2 separate regions of the Homo sapiens genome follow, and region 2 is linked to region 1. Evidence: chromatin loops called from intact Hi-C (ENCODE). Cell type or tissue: natural killer cell. All regions are shown on one strand. Each heading gives the region's core, and the rest is flanking DNA. Links, peaks and the distances in the headings are about the cores only.

The links. Peaks named below come from ENCODE experiments on the same cell type or tissue, not always from the same donor. Only the 100,000 strongest peaks of a DNase experiment are listed, where the experiment ranks them.
Region 2: it touches region 1 in a loop (5-fold over the local background); 1 of 110 quality-filtered maps calls a loop at or near these places.

What each region holds. Positions count from the first base shown.
Region 1 is chr1:168,516,728-168,524,469 of GRCh38, reverse strand. No RefSeq gene overlaps it. Among named protein-coding and RNA genes, the nearest start is that of XCL2, 23 kb to the left of the region's middle. In natural killer cell, for the core only: no CTCF peak of the experiment used is centred there; DNase peaks (open chromatin) are centred at 2,729 and 3,929; H3K4me3 peaks cover 501 bases; H3K27ac peaks cover 2,500 bases.
Region 2 is chr1:168,405,545-168,413,286 of GRCh38, reverse strand. It overlaps LOC125312414 (a long non-coding RNA gene), which reads left to right. Exons shown (of 8, transcript NR_176090.1): 6 at 351-494; 7 at 5,969-6,048. It overlaps LOC100505918 (a long non-coding RNA gene), which reads left to right. Exons shown (of 5, transcript NR_176059.1): 3 at 351-494; 4 at 5,969-6,048. Among named protein-coding and RNA genes, the nearest start is that of MIR557, 34 kb to the right of the region's middle. In natural killer cell, for the core only: no CTCF peak of the experiment used is centred there; a DNase peak (open chromatin) is centred at 4,216; H3K27ac peaks cover 236 bases.

The DNA of each region.
Region 1 (7,742 bases), core at 2,549-5,048:
CATGATTGGAAGCTTCCTGAGGCCCCCCTTAGAAGCAGATGCCACTGTGCTTCCTGAACAGCCTGCCAATTAGATCTCTTTTCTTATAAATTTCCCAGCCTCAGGTATTTCTTTATAGTGCTTCAAGAATTACCTAATACAGATATCAACTAGTGTTTATTGTTTTTATAAAAAATCGTTGCTTGTGAAATTTTTTGTTATTTTCTAAGAAATGTATCTTTTCTTTCTAGTAGCTTTTAAGAATTTTCCCTCTGTCTTTGATGTTTTCCACTTCTACTACAATATGTCTGGGTGTAGAAATTTTTAAATTCATTCTGCTTGGAACTGAATGCATTTCTTCAATCTGAAAACTCATCTCTCATCAGTTTTGTTAAATTCTCAGCCATCATCACTGATATTTCTTCTCCTTTATTGCATCTAGTCTCTCTGTCTGGAGCTCCTATTAGAAATATGTTGGACCTTCTCATTCTATCTTCCATCTTTCTTAACCTCTCTTCTACATTTTCCACATTTTCCTTACCTGTTCTGTATTCTAACTAATTTCTTCAGAGCTAAATTCCTATTTGCCTATTTTCTTTTCAAATATGTCTAGTTAATGTTTAATCTGTCTGTTGAGGTTTCTTTAAATTATCATTCTCAATATGTTTGTTTAGCTCTTTCTAATTTTTTTCTTTATATCCTTTACTTCATTTTTTTTAAATTTTTTTTCTTTTTTTTAGACAGGGTCTTGCTCTGCCATTCAGGCTGGAACACATTGGTGCAATCTTGGCTCACTGTAACCTCCACCTCCCAGGCTCAAGTGATTCTCCTGCTTCAGCCTTCTGAGTAGCTGGGACTACAGGGCACACCACCATGCCCAGCTAATTTTTTGTATTTTTAGTAGAGACAAGGTTTCACCATGTTGGCCAGGCTGGTCTCAAACTCCTGACCTCAGGTGATCTGCCCGCCTCGACCTCCCAAAGTGCTGGGATTACAGGCATGAGTCACCACGCCCAGCCCATTTACTTTAATATTTTAACTGTTGTTATTTTAAAAATAACTCCCTGCAGACTTCTCTATTTTCTATGTTCTGTATTTCCTCGCATTTTGTTTTCTCATTTACTGGGTTTGTCATCTCTTCCTCTCTCTCTCTCTCTCTCTCTCTCTCTCTCTGTTTCTCTCTCCCTGTTGGTCATGGGGTTCTATCTATATTGTGTACTTTATGTAAGTAAGTGAACTTTCTGACTTATGCTTTCTTCTGAAGGAGCGCCCTCTCTTGCTGTCTGTGGTAAAGAGGTCCTCATGGAACAGTGTCACATTGGCCTTTGCTGGTATCCCACTAGTTTCACTATTTTTTGATTTGTGGAGATTTTTTGTTGTTGTTACTGTTGGTTTCTTTGCTTACAGTTTCAACACCATACAGGTAGTATAAATTAGGTTTGTATACCTTCTCCCAACAGAGGTTTAACGTTTTGATTTTTCTTAGGTCACCCTTTTTCAATACACTTCCCAAAATATGTGACCCACTGGCACGCTTGTTCCAGACTGTCAAACAGATATTTTCCAGTCTATTTTGTGGATGGGGCATTTGCTCTGTCTGGCTTTGTGCAAAGAGGTCATTTTCAACTTCTCACTTTATAGGAGGCTGAGACCTCCTGCTGTCTCTCCACCCATGAAAATCACAGCCCTCACCCCACTTGTAAGGTCTACACCTGCTTCTCTGGGTGCTGTGCCCTATTCAGCTCCAGCTCCTGCACACTGTTCAGTCTTTAAGTTCACTCTCTATTCTAGCACCTCCAGATTTCCTTTCCCTAGTTTTGAATCCAGAAATTAATTACTTCACATTGTATCGTATTATCTTATATTTTACTCAGCACTTCAATGTACTTGAAATGGAGGGGATCTGTATACATCAGTTTCATTTGCTGTATTGACTGGAAGTGATCTACACATTTGTTCTTAAATTTAATGTATACATAAATCCTTAACTTTATTATTTTATTTTTGTTATTTAAAAATAGTCTTATAAAATGGATAGAATTAATGTTAGTCCATGTCTACAAAATAACTATGTGAATATTGCTTATGATGTGGGTCCTCTCTCTGATTACCAGATTAGAGTCACCTGCTGTTTCAAGTTATTAATAGATGAGTTTTATTTTTTTCATACTTTGTTTCTTATGAAATCTCTTCAGAATCTAAGAATTTAAAGATCCAGATTCAGAGTATTTGTTAATTCCAAACGTTTTCTCAAGGTTAGAGTTAGCTTATGGCACATATAAAATGTGATTCAATTTATATAATATTCAAAATTAAATTTGCACATAGACTTCTCTCATAAGTAGAGAGTACCTTGATTTGATGAAGGCCACTGGTTCTGGTTTCAAGAGACAAGACCTTGGCTTGTGTATAGATTCACTGCTACACACATACTTACAAGGTTTTCTGTGGTCAAGGAACTCCTTGAGTCCTGGAGTCTGAAAGGATTAAACACCCAGTATTTGTCTAGCACATATAAGCACTGACAATGCAAGTTGTCCAGAGTTTCAGTACAACAGTCAGCAAGCAAAAAGAGTTGGCAGAAAAGGGAGATGGGCCTAATCAAGCTGCTGTGAAGTAGCTAAGTTGTATTGCACCAGATAAGAGGCTTTGCAGTTCTTTATGATAACCACATCACCTTCCTCCTGCAACCTCATGGTCATAACCTGTCTCTCTGACCTCCAGGTTTAGGTTAAAGCCTCAAATTCCACAGCCTTTGTAAAGTCAAACTCTGGTTTCTGCAACTCTCTAGTTTCTGCAAATTCCTCCCTAGTTTCTGCAAATTCTAGTTTTTGCAAGCTCTCTAGTTTCTGCAAATTCTTAGAGACTCCTCCTTTCTTGTCATATTTCCTGCCTCCATCTCCAACCTCTAAATATACTGTTTCTGTTTCAACTCCATATCTGTGCTGACAAGACACACTCAGCTCCTCAGATTTCTGCAAATATATATATATCTCATTCCCATCAAGAACTTGGAAGATAGTAACTTTTCTGATTTTCAGGGAAGTAGGGGATGAAAGGATGGTATCACGTCATATAGCCCACAGTCTTCCATCAAGTCACTCTTGGTCCCTTTTTTCTCTCTTAGCACCCCTCCTTTTCAAAGCAAAATGCATTGTACTCTTTATCTCACCCTTACAATTAGAAGAGCAAGTGTTATTGCTTGCACATGCCCTGGAATCTCACAATTCAACTCAAGCAATTTATCAAAGTATTTCTTCCAAACAAATAAATATAGCATCTTCTCCAAAAGGAATCAGTCTGAATATTTTTCTTCACCTCATTGTACCCATATTTGGGATTGATACTGGGACAGAGTCTAAGTGCACATTGGAAGAGTTCTCAGTGGAGAGTGATGAACTCAATCACGTGCACTCAGCCTCATGTAAATTTGCTTTACTTCCATCTACTTCCCCTTTTCAGGTATTAGCATGAAAGAGAGGACCAAAAAAAGGGAAATTTTTCCATGTCATTTCGTATGGTAAGTTAGGAAGTAGAATATTTTGTGACAGAACATGTTTCTTTTAGGCAAATATGCTGGACTTGAGCAACGTGGTTTTCAGCCCTCCTGAACATGAAGCGAGGAGGCATCCTGCATCATTCATCCAGCCCCCTTAAATTAAAGCCCTCCCCATAGAAAGTCTTAAAAAGTCACAGAAGAGAATGAGGGGGAGGCAGGAAAGAATGCAGTGACATTTGCAAGGGGCGCAAGGGCTGGGACAATTATAGATTAAAATAGAAGAGCTGAGTTGGGTGAGAGGAAAACCCACCACAGTGATAGTAGAGCATTATTGTTCTTTTCCCCCATGATGACATATACTAACATATATAAGTACCCGTTCGCTTGGTCACACCCACAACTGACTGCAGAGAAAGCCACAGAGTCTTTAACTGTCACTCCCCCCTGCCTACTAAAGGATGGATCTCGGCAGTGAGAAAAGAGTAGGAGGAGCTGTGACCTGGGCCCCCTGCTCCCAGGCAAGCTTGTGAGGCATGTGAAGGGGAGGAACTGCACGAGAGGGTAGGTGCAGGAGGGCAGGGGGCACCTGCAGGGTCTCACACAGGTGAGGTTTATTTCTGTCTCTAAAGGCTCGGCTCATCCTGTACCCTTTCCAAGGATATTCATGTCTCCCAGCCCCAAGGCCTGGTGTGTAATCACCAAACCTATTTTGTCCAAGAAGCAGAGAATAAAAATGAGCAGCCACAGGAAGTTGCACCTTTAAAGTGTATTCCTGCATCTACACTTTCAGTCTGAAAGTTTTGAATTCATTTCACAGATCAGCTGAGATATTACATGTATTGAGACAATGAGCTGATGAGAAAAATAAACCTGAAGAGTAAAGAGAATGATTTAAAAGAAAGGAAAATTCCCTAATCCTAGAAATTACTGAAGACTGTTTTCTTTTTCTCTAGTACCCTTTCCATTCATTATGTCTTCTGTGATTTTCAAAACAACTCTGTAAGATAAAGAGTCCTTGAAAAAAGGGAGAGGTGGCACATTCACTTTTGGCTGTATGGCCAGTGACAGATTAAAATACTTTTCTACTTAAAAATAAAGTGTCAGGAGTATACAATTCTACCGAGTTAGATGGAGAGAGGAGAAGGACAGGTCATACCCTAGAAGATAGGTAGAGATTAACACTTGGTTTAAAGGCAGGTAATTAAGACAGTGTGCTATCAGGAAGGAATAGGCAAACTGACCCATGGAGCAGAGAAAGAGTGTGGACACAGACCCACTTAATCTATAACTGGCCAGGCATTGTAGATCAGTGGAGAAAGAACAGACAATTAAATAAGTGCTTCTGGATCTAGTGTTCAACCACACAGAGGGAAATGAAATAAGGTCCCTATCTCACAACAATGAAGAAATGTGGGGGAAAAAAATAAAAGACTTGTAGAAGAAAATATGGAAGATCTTTATGACTAACAAACACACAAAAACTAAAACCCTAAAGAAAAAGATTGATAAATTTAATGACATTTAAATTAACAACTTCTGCTCATTTAAAGATGTATAAACAGGGCAAAATACAAGACACCATTAGGAAGAAATATTTGCTACACATATGAGAAAAAAAAATTTATATCCAGAAAAAAATACTTCCTACAATTAGTTTTTTTAAAAAAAAGACCAAAAAAATCTTGAAAATGGGCAAAATCTATGAACAGGTGTTTCATAGAAGAGGAAACACAAAGAACCCATAAATTAAATGAAAACGTGCTTAACTTTAACCTCATTAGTAATTAGGAGAAGAATAAAACTAAATGAAATGCCAAGTCTCTCCTTCCAGATTACTAAAAATAAGAAAGTAAAACAATAACAAGTGTTGACAAATATGTAGAGGAAAGGAGAATTCTCATTCCCTGCTTCTAGGTTTATAAATTTGTATAAATACTTTGGAAAGCAGTTTGGCACACCCTCGGGAAAGCTAAACATGCACATATCCAGTGACTCAGAATTTTTCTCCCAGGTTTATACCTAGAGAAGCTCTTGAACATGTGTTCTAGGAGATATATTAAGAATGCTCATAATGAACATAAACTCTTTATATAATATTCATAATAAAAAGGAAAAATAATACATTTTTCACTTCCATCAAAGGGAGATCAATTTTTTGGAACTAAATTACTGTTATTTGCAAATGTTTTTCTCAATACCAATAAAACTAATACCAATGCTTTTCATAGCTGTATGTGATCTGTATCCAAATAGGCCTATTAAAGGCTAAACTCTTTTCACATTAATCATCATAATGACCCTAGAGGACTGAGAACTGTTGGATTATAAATGGAAAAAATGCGGCCCAAACAGTAAAATTTGTTCATAAGTTTAAGAAGAGTTAGAAGTAGCTCTGAGAAAAAAAAAAAAAAAAACCAACACACCAGACTTCTTTGGAATGAAAGTAGAGCTCCCCACTGATGTCAGTGGTAATTTTCTCATCAGTGAAGCCTCAACACCACTTGCATTTGACCACAAATAAGAATCATTTCCTTCTGATTTTTAAAAACTCCTTCCTCAAGCCAGGAACGCATACGTAGATGGCTCAACATGAGTGTGTGTATGCTGTTTTACTCCTACATTGGATGGATACACAAGTTGCTTTCTGAGCCCAATGTGTCCTCAAGAACAGGTAAATCTCCTTCCACCAAGATGAAAACTTTTCCAGTAGGAAGGCGTTAGCAGCACCAAGTGAGAAAAAGACAGAATCAGACATATCCAGGTTGATTCTTCACCTCTCTGAGTCTTACATATTTCCACAAATGAAGTGGAGCTAACAGAGGAAGGGGAAAGAAGTACCTAGAATATGCCATGCACAGTGCCAGGCACATGATAGGGACTCAGCAAGACCTAGCTCTCTCCCATCAGGCTCTTACCTGTGACTGGACCATTCCACTCACTGAAAGAGAGTCTGGCCCATCCAACATCCGACTCTGCCCACAATTCTAAACCCAGATGGGAGCCCAGCCAAAGAGGATGTACCAAAAACTCATGAAGCTTAAGCTTCAGGCTTTTTCTTGCAGTGGCCCATTTAATGGGCCAAGAGTTTTTGCTGAGAGTTGTAGAATATTCTATATGGAGATGGGAAGGCACATTACAAGTAGAAAGCATTTCTAGAGAAGACCCCTGGTAAATTGCCTGGAAAACTGCCTCAGAGGGGAGACGCCCCCATAATCTATTGTGATTTATTTTCTCATTCTACATAGATACCTACCTTCACATATTTTTTAAAAGAATATTTATAGCAGCCTTTGTAATAGCAATGACTGAATATAACCCATATGTCCATCAGAAGTAGAATAGATTAATAAATTGTGGTATGTCCACACAATGGAATATTGTGCAAAAAGAATAAACTCCAGATGCATGGATTGATTTGAAAAAAATCTCAATTAATATTATAAGAAACGTACATTAGCAAAATATATCCAGTATAATTCCACTTATGTAAAGCTCAAAATATGCAAAATATCAACAACATATTGTGTAGAAATATGTATGTAATTGCACTATAAATCGAAGCAAAAGAGTGATTAACACAAAATTCAGAAAGGTGGTTATCTCAGGGGTGAGGGATAGTAAGACTGGGGAGACACTCACGAGAACATTTTACTTATTGTAGTCTCTTTGTTAACCTACATGGTGGCTACATACACAGTTGTTCATTTTGTTATTCTTTAAATTGTACTCTTATTGTTAAGATTTTTTTCTAATGATCGGTGACAAAGATGAGACTCCACAATTTACAAGCTAGTTCCCAAGCTGGCTAACGGCAGCACAATGCTGCCTATTCTCACTATTACTCTGTCAAATCCTTCTCACCCCAAAATATAAATTTTTAATGGATGACCCTTTTAAACTTGGGTCCCAGCTTAGACAGCTATTCAAAGGAGGAGGGAAATGAGCACATGCATATTCATGATATCTTTACCTGAGATTCTCATGAGTTTAGTCTCCATATTTCTATCACGAGAGTCAGATGGCAAAGAAGAATAAGAACAGAAATTTTAAATTTGACTCCATGGATCTTAACAGTTAATTTGATTTTTGACTTTCAGATTTTTTGAATAGTGGACCTATGTTATGTTTGGCCAACCCTTCCTCTGCAATAAATTAAAACTTCATAAAATACTTTTAGCACTCTCACAAGCATTTAGACTTAAACTATTATCTCTAATAATTAAAAGAAGAATGTTGTCACCTTCTTTGCACAAAGAAGAGAAGA
Region 2 (7,742 bases), core at 2,759-5,258, 110 kb after region 1:
GCCTACAAATGTAGACACGAGGGCTCAGAAGGCAGAGTTGCGTGTCAGGTAAGCAGAGTATTAAATGAAGGACATTGTAATGAAATTAGGTAAAGATCTGTCATTTGTGGAGTCTCAGTTTCCTTTACAGCAAAATAGGGAATAAATACTTCTTTCCTTGCAAATTGTTTTAAAAATGAAAAAGAGATGAAACATGTAAAGCACTTAGCACAATAGTTAACATATACTAATTATTCAATGAAGGATAACTACTATTATAATTAGTGGGAGCAATATTTAATTGTGGCATTAAGAAGACAGAGAAACTGTTAATAATTTTGTTTAATTTCCTATAACTTTATTCCTTCCAGAGGAAACTTTTAGTTACAAGCACATGAATAAATAAAATCAAACTCAACTGGAATGACGTTCCTGAGGATGGAGATACATTTTTTTGTTGACCCATCTAAACTTGAACAGCAAGTGATAATCAGTCTCCAATCAGAAAGTCCCAGGTTAGTAAATATGAATATATTTTCCTGTCTTTTGCTTTTCTTCTTCTACAAACAGAAGGCAGGGGGCATTTGATTTGCACCTTGCCCCAGACCATATAGATCACAGGGAGGTACAGGTACCAGTACTCCACTGACAAGATACCTTTCTAAATGGCATCAAAGAGGCCCAAGGAGAAAAGTGATTGACTTGCTCTTTGGGAGTTTTTTAATATAATCGGGTTCACAGTATAAAAGACAGTGATGTTCCTGAGGCCCTTTCTAGGCCAAATGTATTATTATGTGAAACAGCAACTTCACAAAGCCAGCTTCGGGAAGTCTAAGATGCTTCCTCAGCAAGACAGTGCCTGCAGACTCACTACAGCAAAATTCTGCATTGTACCTTTCAGCACAGACATGGAAAGGTCTTTGGAGAACTGCCTATTTTTCACAGACAGAGACAGTAATGCTACTGCCAATTAAAAGACTACTTAGGTCTGTGGTAGATGATAAAATGCAGGTTAGAATTAAGATATTTCCTGCAAAATGCAGACCAAAATATCCTGAAATATTTTGTTATGGATTAACAATCGAATTACTAATCTCCCCAACCTTCACTTCTAGCCTTTAGCATAATGGTCACAGGACCAAAGTGACAAAGTCTTCAAAACAGCATCTGCCATGTGCTGAGAAGCACATGACATGAATTATCTCACTTAATTTTCACAATAACCTTGCCAGGTAAGAACTATTACAGCCATTTTAAAATTAGGAAATGGAGGCTCAAAAAGTAACTTGTCCAAGGACCGCAACTAGCAAGTGGCAAAACTAGGATTTGAACCCAGGCATGTCAAGCTCACAGTTTCTCACAGTGCTAACCACATCTAGCCACTGCATCACTGTTTCTTTCTTTTTTTTTTTTTTTTTTTTTAAACGGAGTCTCGCTCTGTCACCCAGGCTGGAGTGCAGTGGCGTGATCTCAGCTCACTGCAAGCTCCGCCTCCCGGGTTCACGCCCTTCTCCTGCCTCAGCCTCCCGAGTGGCTGGGACTACAGGTGCCCACCACCACGCCAGGCTAATTTTTTGTATTTCTAGTAGAGACGGGGTTTCACTGTGTTAGCCAGGATGGTCTCGATCTCCTGACCTCGTGATCCGCCCGCCTCGGCCTCCCAAAGTGCTGGGATTACAGGCGTGAGCCACGGCGCCCGGCCGCATCACTGTTTCTTTAGCCAATCCCACCAGCATTCACGGCACACTCGCTGTGTACTAGGCATTGTGTAAGGGGCTCTGGAACATAGGAGAGATATGGATCCCGCCCTCCAGAAATTCACAGTTTAAAGGCAGACATGTAAGTAAACAATGACAATTCAGGACTGTAGAAATGCAATAATTGAAGTAGAAAAATGGCAGAAAGAAGTGTTTGGTAAAACTTGAGGACATTTGATTTCCAGCCCACTGCCTCTCCCGTACACACCTGCCATTTTAAAATAGAGGACTACACGGGAGACCGAGGCTGGAGGAACCCTTGAGCCCAGGAGTTCAAGGCTGCAGTCAGCTATGATCATGCCACTGACTCCAGCCAGGAGACAGAGTGAGACACTGGCTCTGAAATAAATAATTAATTAATTTTAAAATAAAATAACATATAGACATTATAGAATATCAATCCTTTGAAAAAAGTTGCCTGCTCTCTCATTCTGCAGCTGAGGATATTAAAGCCTCAGAGAAGGAAACAAACTGCCTGGATCATGAAGTAACTGATGGACAAAAAAAAATGACTAGAACTTGAGTTTCTTGACTGAGGGTTGCAGGGTCTTGCTGGTACACCAAACGCTACCCTGGGCTGTCACTCACTAGAGATCTGGAAAGACTTTTGCAGGCAGCAGCCCACATATATGGTTTATTCTTTTTCTGTCCTACCTCAATCCTCAAGGGAAAAATACATCAGCTAGCCTTCGGAGGTCATATAAAGGAGTATAACCTGTGAGTGAAGATGAAATATTTGGAATTGCTAGTTAGTGTCTTAGGAGGAGGCTGCGAAGAATGAAGCGCGGTAAAGATGGAGTCTAATGGTGAAGGGCGCTGTTCACAGCCCAAATAAAAGGCTCAACTCCCTCCACCTGGAGCCCTTTTCCCTCCTGCTGCTTTTGCTTCCTTCCTTTGAGGTCACGTCTACTAGAGAGATACTTTTTTTTTCCATGTGAATATAATTGGTTTCACTTCACAGTTAGCACCTACTGAGGTGAAGATTCACACCTATCTGCGGTCTAGTAAGACAGTTCTAGAACTTTATATAGCAGCCATGGGTACGCACCTTGCAAACCTCCAAACCCCCACAAGCACCTCCCACCACCACTCCAACCCTGGAGCATAATGGACAGTAGTGCCAGCTCCTGCTCTGTGAAATGCATTGCTCTCTGAAACCCATTGTGGTGTTTGTATGGAGGCCCTGCTTCCCCAGAAGCTCTGGTCATAGATGAGAGCAGCAAGGATGCTACAGCTGACCCGCTCCTGTGAGACATGGCACTCTGAGGCTCCAGGACTGTCAAAGGCCTTCTTGAACATTCCCTAGGCTACACAGAAGTCTAAAATGCTTCCACCTACCTTCCCCTTCCTCCCTCCTTCCGTTGGGGTCAGATTTGCATTTCAGTCTTATAGCTCTCCCAGTGTTCCCAGCCTCTTCCCCATTTCCTCTCATGGTCCTTTAATAAAATCTCACACACCTAATCCCATCTTGGCACTGGCTTGTTAGAGGGCCCAGACTAACAGCTGAGCACAGGAAGTGCCCTGGACAGCACCAGGTCACCAGGATCCCGCCATTGAAGTACCTGGCACCTCAGCCTCACATTGCATGGCCTGGGTCGGGAGGTGCCTTCACGGCTTCCTCACCTACCCATCAGGGAATTCCTTCAGTCTGCTTTGCAATGCTCCCAGCAACCTGACAGTGGGATTTCCTACCAACAAGACCCAATGATTGGCCCCAGTATGTGACAGATAAGAAAGTGCAAAACATGGAGTCTACAGTTCCTGGCATTAAGGAGTCTAAGAATGAAACTCAACACCACTCTGGCTAAGAGCTTAAAAAAGAAAAATACAATAGGGCCCTAGAAAGCTGGGGTAAAAGCCAGCCAGAGAGAAGCAGCAGCTAAAGCCATACTGTATGGGCTAACAAGTCAACAGCAGCAGTGCAGAGGAAACCCATCCACTTGATTTCCGAGGGGTCTGGAATTTCTGGGGAAAGCAGCAAAGCACAACTCTGAAGACAAGAAAGTGCCCATCCACCCAAGCCTCCTGTTTTGGGACTCCATCACTTTCCAAAATAATTCTAAATTCAGAACCAACCCACATCTGCAGTGAAGAGTATACATTCATTAGAAATTTAGGAATAAGTTTCTGCTGAGGAGGTTAAATTTTTCCATGGCTTCTCTCAGGGTGGACTGATGAAAATTGATTTCTTATTGATAAAGTGTTATGTTTTGTGAGTTTTTTTTTTAATTTGGGCCTCCTTCCCTTTTATGCTGCTGTTTGCTGCCTTTTTGCCCATGTGTACAGAATAGAAACTAGGCTTATTTGTGCTGCTTTTGCCCCAGCCCTTCCTATTTTGAGGACCCTGACTTCTGACTCAACTGCTCTAATCCTCTATTACCCATCATGCCCTCAGGAGCTACCAAGCAACTCGTGCAGTTGAATGCCCCAGAACCATTCTTCACAGGGTATCCGTGGAAATCATCACCCTTTCACCTTCAGATTCTGGCTCAAAGAAATTGTGGGCGATGAGTCACCTAACTCTGTGACTCATATCTGGTCTCAATAAAGGTGTTTTATGAGTTGAAAAAAAGAGGCATCCATATAGATAAGACAAGAAGGCAAACTAATTAATGAAAATAATCCTGCAAAGGTGGTGAGATTAGAGATCTCTGTGTTTGGTTTGAAATTTTATTTAATGCATAAATGACTATAGAATAAAAAATGGATAAATTCCTGTAAAATAAAAATTCATCATTACAACTTTATTCTTCCTCTGAGCCAAGACCAGAGCTAGAATTTTTTTGAGACAAAGTTCAAAATTTTATTTCTGCCTCTAGATTTCTTTTCCAAGGTCAAGTTCCCTCCACTTTGCCACTCCCTTTCTCACGCAATCCCTTTCTTTCCTCATATTTGAGGTCATCCCTCGGGAATGGGAGAGAGCTGGGATGTGGTATTAGGAGTATCCTTGCTATTCGCTCTTCCTGGAATGCTTTTCCTCCCACCACCTTGACATTTTTGCCCAAATGTCAACTTCTCAGTCAGGTGTTCCTTGACCACCCCACTAAAATTTGCAAACCACCCTTCAACCCCTAGTACACTGTATTACCTTCTAAGCTTGATGTTTCTTCATAGCTTTCCCTATGAGAGCCAAGATTGTTGTTTTATCTACTGCTCTTTCCCCAGTACCTAGAACAGTTCCCCAAATATTCTCAGGTTTGTTCAATGTGTTGTTCAACTCTTTTAAATTCTTACTGATTTTTGTCTGATTGCTCTATTCATTACTGACAGAAGTGTAGTAAAATCATCCACTATGGTTGTCAGTTTCTCTACTTATTCCTGAAGTTTTGATAATTTTTACTTTATGTATTTTGGGATTATGTTACTTGGAGTACAGAAATTTAGAAGTGACTTATAACCTGAGGAATTGTCCTTTGTCATTATCTAGAGATTGTTTATTTCTAATAATGCTTTTTTTCTCTTAAAGTCTATTTTATCTGATTTTAAAATAGGTACTTTGACTTTTGGTTTTGGTTTCAGTTTGTATGGTATATCTTTTTCTAACATTTTACTTGCAGTCTTTAAGCTGTTCTCTTGTAAAGAGTATATGCTTTCTTTCTAATACAGTCAGATAACTTTGGTTAGGGTATTTAACTCCACTTACATGTAACATAATTTGACATGTTAGCACTTAAGTCGGTTATTTACTACATGCCTATTCTACATTTTTTCTCTTCTTTCTTGCTGTATTTGATTATATTTTAATCATTTACTTCTTCCCCTCCACTAGTTCATAAATTACACACTTTTTTGAATTGTTTCAATAATTGCCCTTGAAATTATAATGTGTATTTATGACTTAACAAATTCTGATGATAATTGATACCCTCACTCCTCCTAGACAATGTAAAGACCTTAGAACATTTTAACTCCATTCTCTGACCCCTCCTCCACCCATTGTAGGCAACTGTTGTCCTATATTTAATTCTGTAGATTTTTTTTAAATTCCAAAGGACATGATGATGATGCTGATGATTACTTTATACAGCATTATTTAGTTCCATTTATCTGCATATTAACATTCTCATTCATCTTAAATTCTCTCATTTGGCATCATTTTCCTTCTTCTTTATCCTTTAGTATTTCCTTCTCTGTTGATCTGCTGATGACATATTCTCCCAGTTTTGCTTTGTCTGGAAATGTCTTTATTCTCCTTAGACATGGAGCTTTAACTTGGTGTTTTCTGCTTTTAGAATGCTGAGTGCTCTGTATTTGTAATCCCATTGCTCCTATTGAGAAGTTAGCTGTTGGCCAAACTATTCCTACTTTCAAGGTAATCCAAGGTATTTTTTTGGTATTAATATTTCTTCCTATGATATGTTTAAGCATGGATCCTTTTTAAATATATTGTTTGGAACACATTAGACTTCTTAGAATTATGGAGTAATGTCTTTAATCAGTTTTGAAAAATTCTGTCATTATCACTTCAAATATCACCTCTGCCCCATTAGAAAAATTTGACAGATGCACTATTTTCTTCCCCTCTTTCTAAGAGTCAGATGATTGTCCTACATTCTCACTGTACTCTCCCTGTCTCTTACCCTCTTTTCAGTCTTTTTATCCTTTTGGCTCTCCATACTGGATAGATTCTTCTAATAATATTCAATTTACTAATTCTCTTTTCAACTATATCTAATTTTCTGTTAATTCCATCTGAGTTCTTTTCTTATTGAGCTTTTTAGTTCTAGGATTTCTATTTGATACTCTTTTTAACTCTATTCTGTCACTTTTTAGAATTTCTGGGTTTTGCTAAAATTTTCAAGTATTTATTTTCTCGAAGAGAGCAAACAATTGTTTTATAGTCTCTGTCTGATAATTCCAATATCTATTATCACTTATGTACCTAAACTGTCTTTTTTTCTGTTGGTTCTTATTCATCATGTCTTATTTCCTCATGTGCTGCATTATCTTTGATGGTGTACTCCATATTTTATTTGAAACAAAAGTATTTGCTGAAATAATTTGAGACCTAACACATTATTATTTTCTTAGGGCATTTTTGTTGGCTTCTACCAAGCACTAGAGACATTAGCAGTAGAAGACCACTTTAATCTAAGTTGAAGGCCTTTGGATTTGTGGAACATCATATGACACAAAGAAACTGGACTTTTGTGCAAGGAAATAAATTTCTGTTTTATCTACACTCCTAAAGTACAGCCCCTTGGGGCCACAGCATAAAGCAGAGGTGATTCACCAGGGTCCACCAATTACTGCTTTTTCTCTCTTCTTCAGGAGCCACCAGAAAGTACGAATCAGTCTCTCTGGTCTCCTTTGAACTGAAAAGTACCCCCAGGACAAAAGCGGCCTGGTGCTACTCATTTCTCTGGGTCATAGCCTGGTATGTCTCACTATCTTGCTAGCTCTTTGATGATTTTAAGGAGAGGTTTTCTTCCCAGCTTTTTGTTGCCTTTGGCAGCGGTGGCTGGCCCAGATTGCCTCTCTATTATTACCAGAACTGGAAGTCCTTTAGATTGCCCAGATCCATGGACTTTGTTTATATGAGAGAGCAAGATAAGTATCTAACTTAAGTCATACTGCTATGTTAGGTTTTCTGTCACCTGCAGCCAAATCTAATTTCAACAACAGCATTCTTATCACACCAAACAGGGGAAATGTATTCTAGCTCCTTATTTATATTCTCTCTCTCACTTTCTTTCTTTGACTTTCTCCATACCCCAATAGCCACCAACAATCAGATGCCCCAGTGGTTTTGAAACTTACAAGAGGGCCTGCCTTAGCCATTTGTAATGTTATAGGTAGCTCTCTTGCAATATCCACAGGGGGAGGAGGCAAAGAGGAGGAAAAAGAATCATCCCTTAACACAAACACTGCATTCCTGTAAAAGATAGCCTTTTCCTCTCTCTTCAGTTCTCCTCTTTATGTACAGTCCTCTGAAGACTGGCCTCAGCAACTCACAATGGTCCTCTGAAGGTAGAATATATGCTCTTTGCACCTTCTGTGCTCAGC